Regions from separate parts of the Homo sapiens genome. Here regions 2 and 3 are each linked to region 1. The links are chromatin loops, found by intact Hi-C in ENCODE. Cell type or tissue: A673. All regions are shown on one strand.

Evidence for each region. Hi-C counts contacts between places; a loop is a spot of excess contacts. Peaks named below come from ENCODE experiments on the same cell type or tissue, not always from the same donor. Only the 100,000 strongest peaks of a DNase experiment are listed, where the experiment ranks them.
Region 2: it touches region 1 in a loop (15-fold over the local background); 3 of 110 quality-filtered maps call a loop at or near these places.
Region 3: a loop joins it to region 1, with 5 times the contacts of the local background. A loop is called at or near these places in 4 of 110 quality-filtered maps.

What each region holds. Positions count from the first base shown.
Region 1 is chr3:66,800,354-66,808,353 of GRCh38, reverse strand. The region is part of intron 2 of LOC105377144 (a long non-coding RNA gene); the gene reads left to right. Among named protein-coding and RNA genes, the nearest start is that of KBTBD8, 190 kb to the left of the region's middle. In A673, a CTCF peak has its summit at 4,972 (motif pointing left); DNase peaks (open chromatin) are centred at 4,403 and 4,933; H3K27ac peaks cover 1,869 bases.
Region 2 is chr3:66,535,306-66,543,305 of GRCh38, reverse strand. No RefSeq gene overlaps it. Among named protein-coding and RNA genes, the nearest start is that of LRIG1, 38 kb to the right of the region's middle. In A673, no CTCF peak of the experiment used is centred here; DNase peaks (open chromatin) are centred at 3,635 and 4,695; H3K27ac peaks cover 3,542 bases.
Region 3 is chr3:66,630,429-66,638,428 of GRCh38, reverse strand. It overlaps the pseudogene RPL21P41. Among named protein-coding and RNA genes, the nearest start is that of LRIG1, 130 kb to the right of the region's middle. In A673, no CTCF peak of the experiment used is centred here; a DNase peak (open chromatin) is centred at 4,678.

The DNA of each region.
Region 1 (8,000 bases):
CAACAAGGAGTTTTTCATAATATGCTAAATTGTTTTACCTCTACCTAAGCAATCTTTACTTAACTGAAATGTTGATTTTTTTTTATGTCATGGTTTCTTTCATGAAGAGTCTGTGCATTTCACCTACTTGAATGTAATCCTTCCCAGACCAGCTACCTTGTGCACAGAATTGGAAGAGCTATAAAGTCACATTTTTATCCAGACCCTTTTACTTGACGTTAATATGGCAGTTGACACTGAGATTATTCTACTCTAGTTGAATTTCTAAAGAACTCTATCTGCTCTTCAGCAGACCCATTAATCAGTTTGATTCCCAAGTCTGACCTCTCCAATACATGGCGTTATGTTTTCTCAGCACTTCCTCCTCCTTGGTATTGCACCGGATTCTTTTGAATCTCATCCTGTCTGTTCTCTTTTTTTTTTTTTTTTTTTTTTTTGGAGACAGAGTCTCACTCTGTCACCCAGGCTGGAGTGCAGTGGTGCGATCTCAGGTCACTGCAACCTCTGCCTCCCGGGTTTGAGCAATTCTTCTGCCTCAGCCTCCCGAGTAGCTGGGACTACAGGTGCGTGCCACCACATCCAGCTATTTTTTTTTTTTTTGTATTTTTAGTAGAGATGGGGTTTCACTGTGTTAGCCAGGATGGTCTCGATCTCCTGACCTTGTGATCTGCCTGCCTCGGCCTCCCCAAGTGCTGGGATTATAGGCATGAGCCACCGCGACCAGCTCTGTTTGTTTTTAATACTGACATCAATTTTTTTGGATTTGGTCAGAAATTTGCATCCCTAGATTAACCTCGAATATAATATTGTCAAAGTGGCAAATAGGAATTAGTTTTGTTTTTAGTGTTTAAAAAGTCCTGGATCCCCACCAAAAGCTTTACCCAGGAACTGCTGTAGTTAAAATAGAATCCACTCATCTTTCAAGAGTTGTTAATTGGGGGCTTACCATGGGTAGGATTTACTCAGATGTTAGACTGATTTAGAGACAAATGTAGTGTGTCCACCCCTGTTGTAGAAGCTCAAGAGAATAAAATTATCTATAGAAGATCATTTTTATTTCAGACTCACTTTACCAGTCATGATTTTGAGTATAAATATAAGTGTCCCAAGGTCTCCAAGGTGACAGGAAAGGGTGGAGGAAAGGAGGGAAAAGAGAAGATGGTCGTAAGGCAAAGAGGCTGGTTAAGCATTATTTCAGTCTCCTCAGTCCTCTGGAATTCTTCTCATGCAATTTCACAGATAATAGAAACATCAGCTTAAAGAAGTCTGGCAACATTTCCCTGGTCACACAGCTACAGTGTCCGAGCCACTTGGTGAACTGCAAAGCCTATGCTCTTACATCTCATCTCATCTTTTTTTTTTTTTTTTTTTTTTTTTTTTTTGAGACCAAGTCTAACTCTGTTGCCCAGGCTGGAGTGCAGTGGCCTGATCTTGGCTCACTGCAACCCCCGCCTCCTGGGTTCAAGTGATTCTCTTGCCTCAGCCTCCTGAGTAGCCTGGATTACAGGTGTGCGCCACCATGCCCCGCTAATTTTTGTATTTTCAGTAGAGACGAGGTGTCACCATATTGCCCAGGCTGGTCTTGAACTCCTGGGCTCAAGTGATCTGCCCGCCTTGGCCTCCCAAAGTGCTGGGATTACAGGCGTGAGCCACTGTGCCCAGCCTCTTCCATCTCATCTACCAAACTGCCCCACAGATGGGGAGTGGAGTGTGGAGGATGATGGGTGAAAAACCAGAACAAGTGGCTCTGACCAGTTGAAAGGCCTCTTATTCTTACTCTTACAGAATCTGAAAAGTTAAGTAAAGTCAAAGAAAGAGTAGTGAAATGATTTTAACTTTTGACTATTGTTAACAACCAAATTAGAAGGCATTGGTACAATCTGTTAGATTTCTAGATGTGCTTATCTTTACCAGTCATTCTACATCTTGGTGTCTCCCTGAGAGAGATACTTGCACATTGGTAGAAAGAAGCATGCACACTAATAGTGAAATTGTACCTAATGTGCACAAATTAGAAACAACAGAAATATTCATTAATGGAATAATTAAATAAATTTTGATAAATCTGTAGTATTGAATACTATGGAGATAAGGTAGGTCCATATATGTTGAACTGAAAAAGGATTTTCAAGATATATTAAGTGGAAAAAAATCAAGTAGCAGAATACATATAGAATGATCATACTTACGTAAAAAATTAATTTAAAAGTCTACATTTCAGAAAAGGGAGTGAAGAGTTAAGAGGGAAATAATGCTTTCAAATTTGGGAGGGAGAGAGCACAGGTGGTTTCACGTAGAGAAAATATTTCAATTGGGCCTTGGAGGATGGTGAAATGTAGATATGGTCAGGATTTACCCTAGGCTACCTCGCTAATAAGGGGTGGAGTCAACATATGAACTCAGTTCTGTCTGAATCCAGAGTTGGTGCTTTTAACTAAGATTCTTCTCACAACACAATTGTAAACTGAATATAAGAGGTAGCTATAACTCACATATGTAGGTACACGATATGCACGTGGATTTTTTAGGTATGGTAGGTACTCTCCTAGAAATCCTGTGGAATACCCAGATGAATTAGAGCACCTGGCCTTAATAGCTTCAAGTCTAGTAGAGCAAAGAAGATGCGTTTACAAATCTTTTTAATATATGAAAGAAAGTTAGCCAGGCTCTAAAGCAAAATCATAGGGAAATTCAAAAAATGATTGGTAAACCTAGAGAAAAGAAACATACTCCCAGCTGAGGGGCTGGAAGATGTACCAAGTATAATGTATTCAGCTACAAGAAATAAATGAAGTAATAGTGATTTAAACCATAAGGTTTAGTTTCTTAGCAAGAAATCAAATGGTACAATTGTGTACCACATTCATCTCAACAATGTCACTGAGGACATAAGTTCTGTGATGGTTAATTTTATGTGTCACCTTGGGTAGGCCACGGGATGCCCAGATATATGATTAAATGTTATTTTGGGGCATGTCTTTGAGAAATAAGCATTTGTATTGGACTGAGTAAAGCAGGTGGCCCTCCCCAGTGTGAATGGGTGTCACCAATCTGCTGAGGGCCTGACTAGAATAAAAAGGCAGACAAAGGCTAGATTTGCCCCTTCTGTTAAGTGGAAAAAAAATCAAATAGCAGAATACATATAGAATGATCATACTTATGTAAAAAATTAATCTAACTAATTGACTACTTGAGCTGGGACAAGAATCATCTCCTGCCCTTGGTGTGCTGGTTCTCAGCCTTCAGATTCAGACTGGAATCTACACCATCAGCTACCTGCTCCTCATGACTTTGAACTACATACACTACTGGCTTTCCTAGGTCTCCACCTTACAGATGGCAGATCTTGGGACTTCTCAGCCACCATAATCATGTGAGCCAATGCCTTTTAATAAATATCTCTCAGGTCAGGGGCAGTGGCTTACACCTGTAATCCCAGCACTTTGGGAGGCAGAGGAGGAGGATTGCTTGAGGCCAAGAGTTTGAGGCCAGCCTGGGCAACATAGCGACACCCCATCTCTACAAAAATTAAAATTAAAATAAATTAGCTAGGCATGGTGGCACACACCTGTAGTCCTAGCTACTTGGGAGGCTGAGATGGGAGGATCGCTTGAGTCCAGGAGTTTGAGGCTGATGGGAGCTATGCTCAAGTTACTGCACTTCAGCCTGGGTGACAGAGTGAGACCCCATCTCTGAAAAAAATATAGATAGATAGATAGATAGATAGATAGATAGATAGATAATCTCCTGATGGTTCTGTTTCTCTGAAGCACTGTGACTAATACAGATTACCCCTGTCCTTTCCAGTCATCCTTCATCTTGTCATAGTCCAACATGGCAGCCACAGCTTCCGGTGTCTCAACCACATTCAAGGGCAGGAAGCAGAAGGTAGCCAGGGAAGCAAAAAAGGTTGGGGAGCTTAATGAAGGACACTCTGCAAGTCTGAAAATAACTTTTTCTCAGATGCCTCCTCCAGAAGTTTCCTTTTATATTTCTTTGGCCAGAACTAGGTCATAAGTCCTGGCTCTCCCCTGTATACTTCCTGACGGGACACTGACAGTGAGAGCAGGATTCTGGCTTTCCTACCCTCTGTAAGAAAACACCAGCTAGGAAGAAAGAGCTTCTTGGTACTGGGAAGCATCCAAGAGTGTCTGCCACCGCAGCTTATGGGGAGGAAGCCATAGCTGGGTTGGGTCTTAAACAGTAATGAAAAGGACATTTATTAGATTGTCTCCCCAGTGTAAGTAGGAGCTGCCCAAGCCATATAGTCTTTTCCCATTCTCTGGGGATACATTGTAATAGGTTTTAATAGATCCTGCCAAATTACCCTTTTCTTTTGTTTGTTCCCCTCTAGGGGCATTTCTCACTTTCTTCCTTCTATTGAAGCTAATTGTGTAAGCATCTAATTCCTGCTCTGCTGTCGGTTTGACATTGTTAATTCTCTGCGCTCAGTTTCCTGTGTTAGTCAAGATCCCACTTATTGTATTAGAGTTTAACACCAAGTATTATTAAACATGTCTTAGAAAACTGAAAAGGCAAAAAAGGAGCCCAGAGTATCCCACAGGAAGTAATCGCAGGAAGCTGCTACCACCCCAGCTGTTGGAGGGACAAAGAGGTCAGGATTGTTAAAACGTAACAGAAAACCTTAAAAGAGAGAGATGGGGGTAGAAACGGGAAGAGAAGGTAAAAGACTTGGGAGAGGGACCCCACAATGCTGGATCTTAGGCTTTTGAGGAGGGGATACCTGCTGGTGTTGGCATCTCTGAGAGAGTTTGATGCACCTGGTTCTGATAGTGGGAAAAACTGCAACTTGGAACGAGCTACTACTCCTGGAACCAAGGACTTGCCAGCTTTAAACCCCTGATGCTAGAGAGATCCCGACAGTAATAGCAAGCCAGACCAAGAAGAACAAGTCCCTTTTCTCTCCATCCTGCAAGCTCCCTCTAGTGCCCCTTACTGGTGACCTAACAAAGAGCAGCTGGCAAAACAGAAATTAGGTTTGTAGAGTATCAGCTCCAGCATCACATGATGGCAGAGGATGGTAGATTTGGAGCTAAGAGCTCCAAACAGCACAGCCTTTGTTATTATTATCACATCCTTATTAAGTAGAAGTAATAATAGAAGCTACCTAATAGTGTTACTCTGAGGGTTAGATGATGTAAACCATGAGAAGTAAACAGCAGAGTACCTAGAGCCTAATAAGCCCTCAGGAGGTATTAGCAGATGTTTTGGTTTTGTTGTTTTCTTTTGTTTTTTGCTATACTGTATTCTTTTATTTCATGTGTGCAAATTTAAGTCAATCAGTAGTGCTACAACTACAGACATATAGCTATACTGACAATTTTTAATATTTAGTTCACTTTTAATAGTAAACAACATCTCAGTATAATGTTCAGAATTTTTTTTTCTTTTTTTTTTTTTTTTGAGATTGAGTCTCGCTCTGTCACCCAAGCTGGAGTGCAGTGGCGCGATCTCAGCTCAATGCAAGCTCTGCCTCCTGGGTTCACACCATTCTCCTGCCTCAGCCTCCTGAGTAGCTGGGAATACAGGTGCCCGCCACCACGCCCAGCTAATTTTTGGTATTTTTTTTTTTTTAGTAGACACGGGGTTTCACCATGTTAGCCAGGATGGTCTCGATCTCCTGACCTCGTGATCCGCCCGCCTTGGCCTCCCAAAGTGCTGGGATTACAGGCATGAGACACCGCGCCCGGCCCAATGTTCAGAAATTTATCTAACTGTTAGACGTTAGCTAACATGGATCTTTTTCTGAAACAGCGCTGCCAGGTTTAAAAAAATTAATAGACATTGTGTAGAACAGATTTGAATTAACATAAAAATTGAAGAGGTAGTGCTAAAAGTTCTCGTATTACTTTTACACTATTTTTTTTTAAACTGCATCCTTTCGAAAATTTCAACTTTTATTTTAGATTCAGGGGTACATATACAGGTTTGTTACCTAGGTATAATATTGCATGATGCTAAGGTTTGGGTCACTCAGATAGTGAACATAGTACCCAGTAGACAAGTTTTTCAGTCCTTGTCTCCCTCCCTCTCTCCTGTCAATAGACACCTGTAGTCCCCACTATCAATTGTTCCCATCTGTATGTCCCTGTGTACCCAATGTTTAGCTTCCACTTATGAGAACATGCTATATTTGGTTTTCTGTTTCTGCATTAATATCTTAGGATAATGGCCTCCAGCTTGCATCCACGTTGCTGCAAATGACATGGTTTCATCCTTTTTTATGGCTATGAGGTATTCCATGGTGTATTTTTATGGCTATGAGGTATTCCATGGTGTATATGTACCACATTTTCTTTATCCAGTCCACCACTGATGGGCACCCAGGTTGATTCCATGTCTTTGTTATTGTCAATAGTGCTGTGATTAACATATGAGTGCATGTATCTTTCTTGTAGAATGATTTCTTTTCCTTTGGGCATATACCCAGTAATGGGATTGCTGGGTCGAATGGTGGTTCTAGTTTTAGTCCTTTGAGAAATCTCCAAACTGTTTTCCTGTTAGTGGATGTTATCACTGTTTATTCAACAATTATTTCTTGTGTGCCTACTACGTGCCAGGCACAGATCTAAGTCTTGAGAATACAGTGGTGATTCAGATAGGTGAGGTCACTGGCCTTGTGGAACTTGCAATCTGGTAAGGGGGTGTCTGTAGTAAACAAAATCATTTCAGAAAGTGATCGGTGGTGAGGAGAGAATAAAACAGTCCGGCAGCTTTGAGATGCAGAGAAGAAAGTAGCTACACTTCGAACAACAATGAAAAGACAAGCCACAGACTGGGAGAAACCGTATATGAAACACATATCTGATAAAGGACTTGTAACCAGAATACAGTCATGTGCCACTTAATAGTGGGGCTACATCTGAGAAACATGTTGCTAGGTGATTTTGTCAATGTGCAGGCATCATAGAGTGTACCTCCACAAACCTAGATGGTATAGCCTACTACACACCAAGGCTATATGCTACAGCCCATTGTTCCTTGGCTCAAACCTGTACAGCATGTTACTATCCTGAATACCCTAGACAATTGTAACACAATGGTAAGCATTTGTGTATCTGAACACACCTAAATATAGAAAAGACACAGTAAAACTATAGTATAAAGGAGAAACAGTGGTACACCTGTGTCGTGCACTTACCATGAAAGGAGCTTGCAGGACTGGAAGTTTCTCTGGGTGAGTCAGTGAGTGAGTGGTGAATGAATGTGAAGGCCTAGGACATGACTGTATGCTTTATACACTGTAGACTTTATAAACACTGTACACTAAGGCTACACTAAACTTATTAAAAATGTTTTTCATTCTTCACTAATAAATTAACTTTAGCATACTGTAACCTTTTGGCTTTTTGTAAAGCTGTACAAAAATATTTTCTTTATATCCTTATTCTATAAGCTTTTTTCCTATTTTAAAAACTACATTTGTAGTCCTTAAACGTTTCTTATTAAAAACTAAGACACAAACACACCCTAGGCCTACACAGGGTCAAGATCATCAATATCACTGTCTTCCACCTCCACATCTTGTCCCACTGGAAGGTCTTCAGTGGCAATAACATGCAGGGAGCTGTCATCTCCTATGCTGACAATGCCTTCGGAATACCTCCTGAAGGACCTGCCTGAAAGTGTTTCACAGTTAAATTTGTTTTAAAGTAGGAGTATACTCTAAAATGATAATAATAAGTATAGTATATTAAATATATAAACCAGTAATATAGTCATTTATTATCAAGTATTATGTACTGCACATAATTTTATGTGCTAGACTTTATACAAGGGGCAGCCCAGTAGCTTTGTTTACACCAGCCTCGACACAAACATGTGAATAATGCATTGCACTACAATGCTAGGATGGCCATGACCTAACTAGGCAATAGGAATTTTTCAGCTTCATTATATTCTTACGGGACCACCGTCGTATAGGCAGTCCGTCATTGACTAAAATGTTGTCATGTGGCACATGACTATATATAAAGAAC
Region 2 (8,000 bases), 270 kb after region 1:
CAAAAAAAAAAAAAAAAAAAAAAAAACCACCCATTTAAACAGTGGGCAACTGAATAGGTACTTTTCCAAGGAAGACATACAAATGGACTAATAGATATATGAAAAAAAAATGTTCAACATCACTAATAATCAGGGAAAGGCAAATCAAAACCACAATGAAATATCACATCATACCTGTTAGGGTGACTGTTGTCAAACAAAAATAAGAAATAAGTATTGGCAAAGGCGTGGAGAAAAGAGAACTCTGTACACTGTTGATGGGAATGTAAATTGATACAGCCATTATGGAAAACAGTATGAAGTTCCTCAAAATATTAAAAACAGAACTACCATATGATCCAGCAATTTCACTACTGGGTATATAATCAAAGGAAATGAAATCAATATATCAAAGAGACACCTGCACCTTTGTGTTTATTGCAGCATTATTTATAGTAGCCAAGATACAGAAAAAATCTAAGCATCCACTGAAAGATGAATGGATAATAAAAATGTGGTATATATACACAATGGAATATTACTCAGCCTTAAAAAAGGAAACCCTGCCATTTGCAACACTGTAGATTAACTTGGAGGACATTATGTTAAGTGAAATAAGACACAGAAAGACAAATACTGTATGATCGCACTTTTATGTGGAATCTTTAGAAAGTCAGGCTCATAGGCCGGGCACAGTGGATCATGTCTGTAACCCCAGCACTTTGGGAGGCCAAGGAGGAAGGATTGCTTGAGGCCAAGAGTTCAAGATCAGCCTGGGTAACATAGCAAGACTCCATCTCTACTTTTTTTTTTTTTTTAATTAGCTGGCCATGGTGGTGCATGCCTGTAGTCCTAGCTACTCAGGGGACTAAGGCAGGAGGATCACTTGGGCCCAGAAGATCAAGGTTACAGTGGGCTATGAAAATGCCGCTGCACTCCAGCCTGGGTGACAGAATGAGACACTGTCTCTTTAAAAAAAAAAAAAAAAAGTCAAACTCGGAAGTGGAGAATAGAACTGTGATTGTCAGGGGCTGAAAGGGGATGAAAATGGGGAGATGTTGGCCAAAGAGTTCAAACTTTCAGTTATAAGATGAATAAGTTCTGAGGGTCTAATGTATAGCTTGCTTACTGTAGTTAATAATAATGTTTAATAATACTGTATTATTTACTTGAAATTTGCTGGGAGAGCACATCTTAAGTATCCTCATCACACACAAACACACAAAAGATGGTAACTTGCATGGTGATGAATGTGTTCATTCACTTAATTGGACTAATCATCCCACAATGTATATGTATATCAAATCATCACATTGTATACTTGAATATATGCCATTTTTGTCATTTATGTCTTAATAAAGCTGAAAAAACAAATATATTGGATGATGATAAGATGATAAATGAAAAGTAAAGCTAGGTAAGAGAACAATGGCTGGGGACAGTATTATATACACATAATGCCACATGATACATGGGGTGCTATTCAGAGAAGACCTCAGTGATGAGGTGGCATTTCCGTGATTTGAGAAAAATATGTCAGCTGGCTTTATAAGCTGCAAAATATTAAGGATATTTATTGTTACTGCCATGAATGAATGATATTAACATACCTGTGCGCACTCTGAAAGACATCAATGTAAATTTCAGATTTCTCCTTCCTCCACAAATGCATCTGTTGTGGACTCAATTGTATTTCCCCAAAATTCACAGGTTGAAGCCTTAACCCTCAGTGGGTCTCTGCAAGAGGTGGAGAGGATTCAACCCTGTTCTGCTGACTGCAAAACTCTTACCTATTATTTTACTGCTGTTGACATTTACTTATATTTCCTTTCCATATTTTTCTAAGCATATATATGACATGTAATATAACATTAAACTTGTAATATATATTTATGTCCTGCCATTTAAAAATAACATTGCATCATAAATAATTTCAAAGGCTCTTTTTTAGTTTTATAATATATATGAGACATACATTTCTTATTGAAATTGATTGTAGTTCATTTTTTATCGTTGTTACTTTTATTTGGAATGAAATCTACTTTATCCACTGTATTTTCTAGCTAGTTATTGCTGGTATTCAAAATGCTACCAATTTTTATTTACATCATATCCCAGGAATTTACTAACCTATCTTATAGGTTAGTAAGAACTTCTTCTCATTCTTTCCAATACTATTTCTCATATTTTTATTTCATATATTATTGGCATTGGCCAGAGCATCCAGAACAATCGTAAATCTAATTTTAATGGGAATACGTTTTGCTATTTAACATTGTTTGCTGCTGATATGGGATAAATGTTCTTCGCACACTGAGGAAATAGACTATTCTCCATATTTTTTCTAAGAAATTTTTATTAGATATGAACTTGATAATATTAGGTGGCTTTTCTACATTTATTAAACATTAATTTTTATATTAAACCTTCTGAAGTATCACATGTATAAAACTTCTTTGAAATACTAATATAATCTGTACTTGGTTATCAAAAATGATTATTATAACATAACGTTAAATTTTGTTTGATAATGTCTGAACTTATCTTACTCTGAAAAAGTTTATGTAGTCAAGATAGGAATTATTTATTTTGTGATGGTCTGAGACCTCATTGGCTTGGCCTTAAATCTACTTTAGAGATAATTTTTTAACAAATAGTTCAATTTTCATCCATGATTATTTGGTAGTTTTATGTTCTCACAAAATATCATCCATGTCTTTCAAATCCTCAAACGTATTAATAGACAGAGGACATCTGTTTTTCATTGCTGTTTTTCATTTGAAATTTCTTTTATTCTGTTTTCCCTCTTTTTCTGGGTAAAAATTTTACCCAGACAAATCTCACGATTTGTCTATTTTACTATTTTTCTTTTAAAACTTATCTAATTATTTATCAATTAAATTGTTCTTCTTTTCAAATCCACTAACATTTGCTCAATATTATTTTTCCTTCTATTTTCAATGCCTATGTTTTATCACTTTGATAAGTTCTGTGTTGAACATTCACTTCATTTATTTTTGTACTTCCTTAAGCCAATGATTTTGCTCAGAGTTTGGTTTTGCTGGTTTTCTGAAAATATTCTTTTTACATTGATTTCTAAATCATCAGAAATCATACTTTTTATTTCTCTTTTGACTCAGTATTTTTGGGGAAAATTTGTTTGTTTGTTTGTTTGTTTTGAGATGAGGTCTCACTCTGTCACCCAGGTGGAGTGCAGTGATGTGATCTCGGCTCATTGCAACCTCCACTTCCCTGGCTGAAGCGATCCTCCCACCTCAGCCTCTCAAGTAGCTAGGACCACAGGCGGACCCAAGACTGGCTAATTTTTTGTATTTTTGGTAGAGACAGGGTTTCACCATGTTCCCCAGGCTGGTCTCAAACTCCTAAGCTCAAGCGATCCACTGACTTGTCCTCCCAAAGTGCTGGGATTACTGTTATGAGCCCCATCACACTTGGACCTATTTTTATTTATTTCTAAAATTCCTTCCTTCCTTCCTTCCTTCCTTCCTTCCTTCCTTCCTTCCTTCCTTCCTTCCTTCCTTCCTTCCTTCCTTTCTGTCTGCCTCTCTCTCTCTGTCTCTCTCTTTCTTTCTTTCTTTTGAGCCAGGGTCTCACTCTGTCACGAAGGCTAGAATGCAGTGGTGTGGTCATAGCTCACTGCAGCTTTGACCTCTTGCACTCAAACAATCCTCCCGCCTCAGCCTCCCAAGTAGCTGGGATTACAGGCACACACCACAAAATGTGGCTGGTTTTTTTTTTGCTTGTTTGTTTAATTTAGAGCTAGAGTTTCACTATGTTGCTCAGGCTGGTCTCACTCCTGAGCTCAAGCAGTTCTCCCACCTTGGCCTCCTAAACTGCTGGGACTACAGGCATGAGCCACTGCGCCTGGCCTAAAATTTCTTTCTTACACTTTTGTTATTCACTTCTAATTTTATTGCACTATCTTCAGGACATTTGATCTGTATTTTCATTTGGGGAAGTTATTTTCTCACTATGCTAACCTATAGTCAATTTTTATAAAAATTAATGGGTGCCCAAGAAGAGGATATAGTTTCTGGATACAAATATACTATTAAATCTTAATTTATTGTTCAGATTTTCTCCTCTACGTGTATTTTTTAACTACCAGATTTGTAAAAGTAAATGAAAAATGTTTCAGAAGCTCTCACAATTACCTTTTATCCATTCTTCCTTTTTTTCTGGCTCTTTGATAAACAATGCATGTACATTACTGACTATTCTACCTTTGGTGTGAATTTTAACTTATATCAGTATAAAATTTCCTCTTTTGTCTCATTAATGCTTTTTTTGCCTCAGATTCTACACTGTCAGAGAATAATTTTCCCACCTCTGTGTTCTTTTCATTTGCATTTGCCAGAAAAATCTTACTCATTCTTTTAAGTCTAATCTTTTCTTTTTAATTTCCTTGGGGGGTAGGGGTGCATTTTGTAACCAACATGCTATATTTTGTTTCTTGTCTTTTAACTAGTGTCACTTACTAGCAAAGAAAGTGTGTTTTAATTTCTTTTGAGGGAACAGGCTTCACTGTTTCATGAGAACTGCAAGTTGCTTTCCTAATACTGCACCATTTGACTTAGTGAAAATTCTTCTGATGCTCTACATCTGATTGTCTGTCAGGGCTGGTTTCTATATTTTTCTTAGTTCTCATTAAGTATTTGAGTGGAAGTTGGCAGATACTGTGTCAGGGCCTGCAAGCAGTTGCCATTTTAAATTAGGCCAAGTTTTCATGCTTCATAACTTAACAAAAGAAACAAATTGCTGCTGGAAGTAAACTCTATTATGTGTTCATCTTTGTGTCACTCACCAGATTCAATTTCTGCCCAAGTGAGCCTGATATAGAACTAATACTAATACAGTTCTGTTTCACAGGTATTTATTGGCCTGCCAAGCACTGGGCTAGCTTTCATTTATTGATTCACTTTTCACAAAAATGTATTGAGCACTTACTTGTGCTAGGCACTGTTCTCACCCCGGAGATGAAGTGGTGAACAAAACAGTGTTTGTATTCTTGACGAGAATACAGTACATTGTAGTACCAAAAAAAAGCAATGTAAAATAAATATATAATTCTGTATATGTGCCATATGGAAAAATAAAGCCCAGTTAGAGAACAGAGAATGATGAGAAGAGGTGGCTGTTTTAGATGGCCAGGGGAGTGACGTTGGAGCCGAGACCTGAAAGAAGTAACAGAGCTGCCACAGGAGATTTGGGGCAAAAAGCTCCAGGCAGGGGGAGCAGTACTATGACCAAGGTCCTAAGACAAAAACAGGCTGCGGTCCGGAGTGAACCGTGATAATATTCCTCTGTGTCACTCAATCAGAATTCAAAGCCCTGCACAGAAGTAGCAGAGCTCGGGTTCATGTGCTCCCACCCTGGCGTCCAGGCAGAATGAAGAGTAACAACCTATCATCTCCCTCTGACTTTTGTAATAAGAGAGGGAGCACATGCAATCGGTGACTCCTCCCAAATTAGAACAAGAGTTAGCTGCTAAATAAATACAGTTCGTTCCTTTGGCTGCTCAACATACCTTTCCATAGGTATATATTTTTTTAAAGTTTCCAGTTAACATTTTGCCATGAAATCTCATCTCGATCTCATCCACTTCCCAGAAGAAGGCAACACAAAATTTCTTTGGTTCCTGTATCCAACCTGAAGTCTGGGATTTCTGCATGAGGACCATTTTTCTAATTCTTTTGGATCCCATCTCAACATTATAAGCCCTGTGGACTCAACTGTAAACTTAACCACAATAACACACCCTATATAAAAATAGTGTGGGGAAGAAGGAGAAGGGAAATCAACAAACACAAACACACGTAAATATGCATGCATTCTATTTAATATATGTATGTAAGTAAATATAAAATATTAAAATATTTTAAATGGTTTCTATTCTAAAATGTTTTAAATTATCTCTTAAATTTAAAAGGCAAAATATAAATTAAAACTGACACCTATCAAAATTTTAAATCAAATTATTTAAATAAAGCTGAATTTTAAATTTAATTATCCACCGCTCTGGGTATAAACTGCTGCTTGCGATAAATTTGATTAAAAGAAGTTACAACAAAAACAAAAACAAAAAGGTCTAAGTTTAGCTACTTCATCTTTTAAAGGATTTAAGATATTTTTGATGTAAAAAAAATTTTAGGTCACAAAAAAACAACATGTGAAACATACCACAAAAAAGGCATTCCAATATGCAAGGAAACTAGATCGAGGAAACAAAATCCTTTATATGACTGGAATTTTCCAAAGTAACTGAGCTATTTCACATTTCCACAGGCAATGCATGGGTGTTCCAGTTTCCCCACATCCTTGTCAGCACTTGTTATTGTGTCTTTTTTATTACAGCCACTCTAGTGAGCATGAAGTAGCATCTTATGGTGACTTTAATTTACATTTTCCTAAAGTCTAATGATATTACCACCTTTTCAACTGCTTATTGCTCATCGGTATATTTTCTTTGGTGAAATATCTATTCAGATCTTTTGGTCATTTATTTATTTATTTTTGAGACATAGTCTTGCTCTGTCACCCAGGCTGGAGTGCAGTGGCACGATCTCGGCTCACTGCAAGCTCTGCCCCCCGGGTTCATGCCATCCTCCTGCCTCAGCCTCCCAAGTAGCTGGGACTACAGGCGCCTGCCACCAGGCCCAGCTAATTTTTTGTATTTTTTAGTAGAGATGGGGTTTCACCATGTTAGCCAGGATGGTCTCGATCTCCTGACCTTGTGATCCTCCCGCCTTGGCCTCCCAAAGTGCTCGGATTACAGGCATGAGCCACCGTGCCCGGCCTGGTGATTATTTAATTGGGTTAATATTGAGTTGTAAGGACACAACCCCTTTATCAGACAGATAATTTGCAAATATTTTCTTTCACTGTGTGGGTCATCTTTTCACTTTACAATGTCATTTGAAGTGTATTAATTTTTAATTTTGATAAAGTCCAATTCATCCTTTTTTTTCTTTTATGTGCTTTTTTCTGTGCTTTTGGTGTCCTGTCTAAGCTTTTTAATTTATGTTCAAGGAAGACAACATAATTTTGCCTTAAAAATATATAATAGATACAGTTTTCTTACCTTTCCACCAATTTTTGATAAGCCTCATATTATGGTGACAACACTCTCTTCCTAATCTAGTGTCTGCTTTGCAAGGGAAAAATAAATCATTGGGGAAAGCGTTTTGCTATCAGTGCAGACTAAGTCTGCAGGTCATTGAGTTTCTCCATTGAGTTTTTGCCTGTGTATCATGCATTGTCTGTCCACACCTACCATCTGACTTCATGGATAACTTTGCACCACTGGCTTAGTCCTGTAGCACACAAAAATGCTCCATTTTGAAAGCAAAGATCACACTTCATAAGTTCAGCCTCACTGAACCTAAAATAAGACAAAGGGAGATGAGAGACAGTAATATTTAGAGCGCACTTGTGGAGTCAAATAGTCTTTGAGTTCCTGCTCTGCCACTTACTACTGACAATGAGAACTTAGCGAAGTTATTTACTGTCTCTAGACCACAGGTAGTCCTTTCATAGGCGGGTAACAGTTATAGTTAAGCTAGGCTAGCCCTGTACATACTATGCCTTCCATAAATATCAGTCATTGTTGTTACTTTAATTATTATTGCTGTCATTAATATTTAACTGAGACAGGCAAGAAAGAACCCCCAATTGTCAACTTTCAGAAAGTTCTTTTCAATCTAGATTTTTTTTTTTTTTGAGGTGGAGTCTCGCTCTTATTGCCCAGGCTGGAGGGCAGTGCCATGATCTCAGCTCACTGCAACCTCTGCCTCCCGGGTTCAAGCGATTCTCCTGCCTCAGCCTCCCCAATAGCTGGGATTACAGGCGTCCTCCACCACGCCCGGCTAATTTTTTTGTATTTTTAGTAGAGACAGGGTTTCACTATGTTAGCCAGGATGGCCTCAATCTCCTGATCTCATGATCCGCCCACCTGGGCCTCCCAAAGTGTTGGGATTACAGGCGTGAGCCACCGCGCCCGG
Region 3 (8,000 bases), 170 kb after region 1:
TGATGCTGAACCCTGTCTCTTTTGGAAAGTAAAACATATTTAGAAGTTAATGGGAAGGGAGGGAAAAGCCCCATCCATCTCATTTAAGATATGCAATTACAGCCTGGCGTTGGTGGCTCACACCTATAATCCCAGCACTGTAGGAGGCCAAGGGGGGGAGGATCACTTGAACCCAGGTGTTCAAGACCAGCCTGGGCAACATAGTGAGACCCCATGCCTATTAAAAAAAAAAAAAAAAGATATGCACTTCCAATAAAGTTTTATTATAGTCTAGTTTCACAATTATCTACAAATAATACATTTGTTGTTTTCAGCAAATTAGTACAAATAATAGTTGTAATGGTAACAGAGAAGAAATTTTTAACATCTAGAATAGCAAACTCACAGAAAATATTAAAAATTTAAATATTAACTTTATAATATCTTGATTCAGGCAAGTGTGACAGTGACCAATAAGAAACCTTTCAAGCATTAAAATATACTATAGTAAAGTCTGTGCAGGAAGTAGAATGGAAACAGGAAAAGGACTGACATATCAAATCCCTAGGATATTTAATTTCCACTAGTTGAAGCTAAAAGAGTTAATCAAACCATTTTCATTTTACAGCATCAAAGTTTGCTAGAAATTATCCAGCTTTTATACAACTTGTTAACCTTATGATGAAATATTTTAGTTCTCAACTTTAAAATATGTAAGGAGTAAATAATTTTTCAAAAACATTTTAAGGGCAATGAACAACATTTGAAGAACATTGCTTTAAAAAGATACCTTTTTTTTTTTTTTTTTTGCTTTAAAAATTTCTTTGGGGGACGGGACACCACACTCTACTGAAAAAAAGAGACACATTTTTTACAGTCCAGAGGTCTTTTATTTTAACACCTATCGTGCCATCAATTCATAGGGACTAGGTGCCAGCAGCTCAGGCTCCTTCCCAATGGTTTTTACAAAGCATGCTTCTCTAGGTGGAGCAGGCAGGCACAGTTGAACCCAGGTACTTTCTCTTTGGCTTCTCTCTTTTTCTTGGCAAGAATCTTCCCCTTAACTTGTTTATTTACAACAATGCCAACAGCATTCTGGGTAACATTGTAGACTCTTCCGGTTTTGCCATGGTAACACTTATGGGGCATTCCTTTTTGAACAGTACCCATTCCTTTGGTGTCTACAATATCATCTTTCTTATAGATTCACATCTATGTGGCCAAAGGAACAATTCCATGTTCTCTAAAAGGCCTGGAGAACATATATCAGTGCCTCTTCTCTTTCTCTTTGTGTTCATCATTTTGGCGAATTACTGGAAGATGGTGGTTCCAGCCAAAAGGAAGGCTTTTTTTTTGAGACACAGTCTCACTCTGTCACCCAGGCTGGAGTGCAGTGGCATGATCTTGGCCTACTGCAACCTCCACCTCTCGGGTTCAAGCGATTCTTGTGCCTCCGCCTCCCGAGCAGCTGTGATTACAGGCACTTGCCACCATGCCCAGCTAATTTTTGTATTTTTAGTAGAAACGGGGTTTCTCCATGTTGGCCAGGCTGGTCTCCAACTCCTGACCTCAAGTGATCTGCCTGCCTTGGCCTCCCAAAGTGCTGTGATTACAGGCGTGAGCCACTGTGCCTGGCAGATACTTTTCTTTTGTATGCATTACTTCACAGAATTTCTGTGGGTACCTTCTGTTTTCTACAGCAGACCTTTGCTTGCCATCCAGGGTCTCCTCTGCCCTATCCTCAGTGTCACTTCATCCCCCAAGGCGAAGACCAGCCTTGCCCACTGGCAGTAAAGGAATCAGGATCATCTTCATAAATTATCAAGGTAAAGATCGTCCTTTGGGTATCATATTTATTACACTTAGATTCCTAGAACACATGGCCCCTCTCTGATGATAGTCAAGATCTCACGTCCAAAGAGGGAAAATATGCCCTAGTGGCAAGTCCCCTTCACCATAATTCTGTTTGAATGAGGGCCATCTGGTTAGGGATATGCACACCTTATCGAGGCCCAGTAGATTCTGGGTAAAGCAAGAATAAATAGACTCAGCATGAAGAGGAAAGTCAGCAGTGATTTCTGAATTCCACAAGCCTTAGTAAAATGCAGATTCCTTACTACTCAGCCTTAAAAAGGAACAAAATAATGGCATTCACAGCAACCTGGATGGAATTGGAGACCATTATTCTAACTGAAGTAACTCAGGAATGAAAAACCAAACATCATGTGTTCTCACTCATAAGTGGGAGCTAAGATATGAGGATGCAAAGGCATAAGAATGATACAATGGACTTTGGGGACTCAGGGGAAAGGGTAGGATGGGGTGAGGGATGAAAGACTACATGTTGGGTACAGTGTACACGGCCTGGGTTGTGAGTGCAACAAAATCTCACAAATCACCACTAAAGAACTTATCCATGTAACCAAACACCACCTGTTCCACAAAAACCAATTGAAATAAAAAAATTTTTTAAATGCAGATTCCTATACCTTGACAACAAGGTATTCTGACTTGGTGGGTGTTGGGTAAGGCCCAGGAAGAGGTGCTTTTAATGAACACCCAAAGCACAACCCCTGCCAGATGATTTTGTTGGGATTTGTCCATGTACCATACATTTAGCTGATCTTTGACCATGATTTAGCCTTTAAAAATGCATTTCTTTCTATTTCTCTCTGGTATTTAGTATTCTGAAAAGTTAAAAAAGAGTCAGTAAATTGGCTCATGGTTAAGCGAGCTGTTATTATATCAAATGACTCTAAATACTATACTTAAATATTACTTTTAGTTGGAAGCATAATCAACCACCTAGAAGATATCAATTATTATTTAAGTTTGATTGAATTTTAAAGTACTTAAGCTCCAAAGAAGAATGTGGATAGGGAAAATAGGTTTATAGGAAAAGAGATTTAATAATAAACATTTTAACTGATGCTTTCTCATTAAAAATAAGTATTATGTGATAGTGAAACTGGAAAGTTTCCCTTGTCCCCCTCACACGGCATGTGATGGGGGTGTGGCTTGCTTCTTCAATGCCCCTCCTGCTCAAACCTCTAGGGGAGCATACAGATGGGCAGGCTGTGGGTCTCCGACCCCTCGGCAGTGTCTAGGGGTGAATGTTTATAGCTGAAGCCCCAGGGCGTGTGTTACAGGGAGCTCTTGTAGTTTAGCTGTCCATAGGCAGTTTGTGTTAGTTAGCTCAATTAGACCCCTGCCTTATCACAAGGACAGAGGGCTTTCTGTATCCCAGGGTTCTTGTCTTGGTGTACCAGAAGAATCGGATCACACATGGGCTTGGAGAATGAGTGCAAGGTTTTATTGAGTGGAGGTAGCTCTCACCAGATCGGGGAGCCAGAAGGGAGATGGTTTTCCCCTGGAGTCAGGCCACTCAGCAGTCTGGGCTCTCCTCTAACTGCCCTGGCCAAACTTTGCCTCCTTCCACCCGTTGATGACCTGCTGGCGTGCCCGTGTGCTCCTACGCTGGTGTGTTCCTCTCAACATCCAGCCAACCCCCATCCCTGTTCCTCCACTCTTCTGATCCTCTCAACGTCCAGCCACCTGTGTATCTGCCTGCTAGGGTCTCAGGGTTTCTATAGGCCCAGGATGGGGGCATGGCAGGCCAGGGTGGTCTTGAGAAATGAAACATTTGAGCAGGGAAACAAAAATGCCTGTCTTCACCTAGATCCATGGGCATAGGCTTGCGGGTGTAGCCCTAGCCAGGGACCATGTCCTCCTCTACCCAGCACTTCTCTGTCCCCCTTCTGTATCAATAGCAATGTAATAATATTGAAGAAAGTCTATGGTAAAATAGGCATGAGGCTAGGACTGTGGATCTATATCAGTCCCACAGAATTAATTTGGCCATACCTGTAAACAATAATGTAAAATTTTATATTTTTAGCCAATAATTCTACTTCTATAAATCTAGTTAAAAGAAAGGCAAAACTACCAAATCTGTCCACTGTAGAACTGTGCATTAGTTAATTATAGAGTGATAACACCAAAAAATAGAAAACAACTCATATGGGGGATTGAATAAATTTCCTGGAGTAAATTTCTGGAATATTATATAGTTCTTTAAAATGTTATTGTTGAAAAAAATTAATGTTATGAGATAATGTTCAGGATATAATGCTAAATAGGTCTCAAATGTATCGGAAAAAAAGAAGAAATGAATGAAGGAAGAGAGGGAGGGAGAAAAGGAGGGAGGGGAAGGGAGAGGGAAGGAGAGAGGAAGAAAATCTAAAATACGTATAGGTAAGACAAAATACCCGGTGAAATTAAGGGTAATTTTTATTTTCTTATTTATATTTTCTTTAGTTTTTAAATTCTTTGCAATGCGTTCATCAATTTTATAATCCAAAACAGTATTGCTTTAAAAAACACATTAAGTAGATATTCCAACTTCTGAACTGCTGATTCTAAGGAAAAACAGATTTCACAGTCCACTGGCAGCGTATTTGTGCAAAGCCCCATAGAACTAGTGCATTCCCTTATTCCCCAAGTCCATGGACAGCAGCCCGACCTGCAGGCTAATACATATTTCTCTCTCTCTCTCTCTCTCTCTCTCTGTCTGTCTCTCTCTCTCTCTGGCTCTCTCTCTTTCTGTCTCACACACTCACACACACACATAGACACACACACACAATCAGAGGATATTCTAGCATCTCCCTTGAGAGCCTACTTCCTTTCCTTTGTCCTGAATAATTTAAATGGAGCTGAAGGAGGCTATTCTTTTCCATGAGCTTGATATTAAAGGGTGGAGAGAACTCTGCAATGAGTTACTTTCATTTATCAGTATTGTCATGATTAAGTGTCCCCTCTTACATTATTCATTCATTCAACAAATAGTGTTGAGTGCCTGTTAGACACTCAGCTAGTCACTCTGATGGAGACAAAGATTTAGTCAGTCTGTCATCTGTTTAGTCAGTAAATAGTATTTCCTATAGTATTTACCCTCTTTGTGACAGACACTGTGAGAGACACTGCAAATCAAGAGCTGTGATGGCACCACTGCACTACAGTTTGGGTGACAGAGCAAGACCCTGTCTCAAAAAAAAAAAAAAAAAAAAAAAGACACTGCAAATACAGTAGGAAACTAGATAGATAACGTTCCTGCCTTCAAGGAACTCACGGTCTAGTAAGAGAGAGAGAGCCAAACAGATAAATAAAAATAATTACAGCTTGTAGTATGTGTCATGCAGGGATACACAGGTGTCAGAACAGAAACTAGCACCAGTACCTAAATAGGTAAGGGGGTCAGGGAATGCCTCTCTAGGTTGGGGAGTTGGGGTGTGACTAGGAGGACAAGAAAAAACCATCCTGAGAGAGCTGAGTTCAGGCGGAGACAGACCGCAAGCTCAAAGCTGAAGCAGGAAAGGATGCGAATGGCTCTGGGAATGGGAAGATGCTCTGTGTGGTGGCATTCGGAGGTTCTCAGGAGGGGTGGGCAGCTTCTTTTGCCAGGATAGTGACTTTGACTGGATTCAACACAGAGTTTGAGTCCAAGTTTGTATCTTAATGAGCAGAATAGTAAATAGGTATAATTATGATATAAATCAGGAGAGAGCAAACTTTTTCTGTAACAATCCAGATAAATAATACATTTGGCTTTGCAGGCCTGAGGGTCTCCATTGCAATGCTCAACTCTGCCATTGGAAGGAGAAGGCAGCCATAGATGATGTGTGAAAGAATGGGTGTCGGCTGGGCACAGTGACTCACGCCTGTAATCTTAGCACTTTGGGAGACCGAGGCAGGTATCGCTTGAGTCCAGGAGTTCATGACCAACCTAGGCAACATGGTGAAACCTGCCTCTACTAAAAATACAAAAGATTAGCTGGAAGTGGTGGTGCACATCTGTAGCCCCAGCTACTTGAGCGGCTGATGTGGGAGGATCGCCTGAGCCCAGGAAGTCAAGGCTGCAGTGGACAGAGATTGCACCACTACACTCCAGTCTGGGCATCGGAGTGAGACCCTATCTATCTATAAATAAATGAATAAATAAATAAATAAATAAAAGTTGTCTTCATCTACAGAGACAGGCAATGGATCAGATTTGGCCACGGGCCATAGTTCACCAGCCCCTTATATAAAGGATAAAGAAAAGTCTTCAGGAGTGGCTGGGCGTGGTGGCTTACACCTGTAGTCCCAGCACTTTGGGAGCCCAAGGCAGGCGGATCACCTGAGGCCAGGAGTTCGAGACCAGCCTGGCCAACATGGTGAAACCCCATCTCTACTTAAAAAAAAAAAAAAAAAATTAGCCAGGTGTGGTGGCAGGCGCCTGCAGTCCCAACTACACGGGAGGCTGAGGCAGGAGAATCGCTGGAACCTGGGAAGTGGAGGCTGCAGTGAGTCGAGATTGTGCCATTGCACTCCAGCCTGGGCAACAATACTGAAACTCCGTCTCAAAAAAAAATTCTTCAGGAGTGTATGGGAAAGCAGACAGGGAGAAGATGACTTCCTGGGGTGAAAGCTGAGTTGAGTCTTGAAAAATGAGGAGACTTCAAAAACAAAATAATGGGGGAAAGGGAAATCCAAGGAGAGGGGACAGTAGGAGCTAGCCCCAGAGGCAGAAATGGCCAGTGACCATAGAGGAGTCTGAGAGGTGGTGGGAAATACATTTGCAAGTGTAGTTGTTTTATTCCTCAGCTATTTTGAGGGCTTATGAAGTAGCAGGCACTGTGCTAGACCACTAGGGACAAGGATAAGGGAGGAATAAGGAGCAATCCCTGAATTCTAGGACAGTAGAGACTGGAGGGGGTGACAGATACATGAACAGGACTTCACACAATCAACTCGGTAAGAGAAAGTCAGGGAAGGCTTCCCAGCAAAGGTAAATTTAGAAATTAACTTTTTCCTTCATTATAAATGCTTCATTTAATATTTAATTGAACAGAGAAATATATTCATATGCTACAAAATTTAACAGGCACAAAATGGTTTACAGTAAAGTTTCCCTCTCTTAAAGTGTATCCCTCAGGCCTACTCAATACTCCCTCCCCAGAGATAACCAATGTCACCGAGTTGTTCTGGATTCTTCTGGAGACAGTCTATGCAGATCCAAGCAGATGAGTATGTTTTCTAATTATTACTCAGATGATCAGAGCTGAACTTTAAGAATGAATTTTCCAGAGAAGGGAATATGGAGAATGAAAAGAATAGAATAGCAGTTGAGGCAAAGGGAAAGATGTCGTAAAGATGGGAAGTGGGGAGGGCAGGAGATGGCACAATATGTGTGTTGGGGAGCATATGACAAGCTGTCCTGTGTTGCTGAGACACTAAGCATGAAGCAGAGGCCAGGCACAGTGGATCATGCCTGTAATCTCAGCACTTTTGGAGGCCAAGGCAGGAGGATTTGAGCCTAGGAATTCAAGACCCCTGGGCAACATAACAAGACCCCATCTCTACAAAATATTTTAAAACTTAGCCAGATATAGTGGCATATACCTGTGGCCTCAGCCACTCAGGAGGCTGAGATGAGAGTATCGCTTGAGCCCAGGAGTTTGAGGTTGCAGTGAGCCATGATCATGCCACTACACTGTAGCCTGAGCGACAGAGCAAGACCTTGTCTCAAAAAAAAAAAAAAAAGAAAAGAAAAGAAAAAGAAAAATGTAAGACAGAAAGGTATGAGGGGCCAGGTCATGGCAGGACTTGATGTTGTGGAACACAGATTTAACCTAGTTGGCAGCCAGAATTGAACAGACTTTTATAAGCACAAGAGTAACAGGCTAACTGATATTTTAGGATGATCATTTTAACAGTTTATAGAGGGCAAAAAAGTTGAGCTTCTTTCATTCAGTCAGTGGGAACCAATGAAAGTTTTTAAATTGGGGAAGGGTGATATCAGAGGTGTGGCTTAGCCAAATGAATCTATCAGCATTGTCGGCAGTGTGCTGTTCTTAATACCACGCCATGTTAGATGAAGAATGACTGAAATAAACCCAAATAAGTGACAGTCCACCCATCAACCCTCAGCAGAAATGTAGGTCTTTTGTCTGCTTTTTAATTTTAAGGGAGAAATCTAT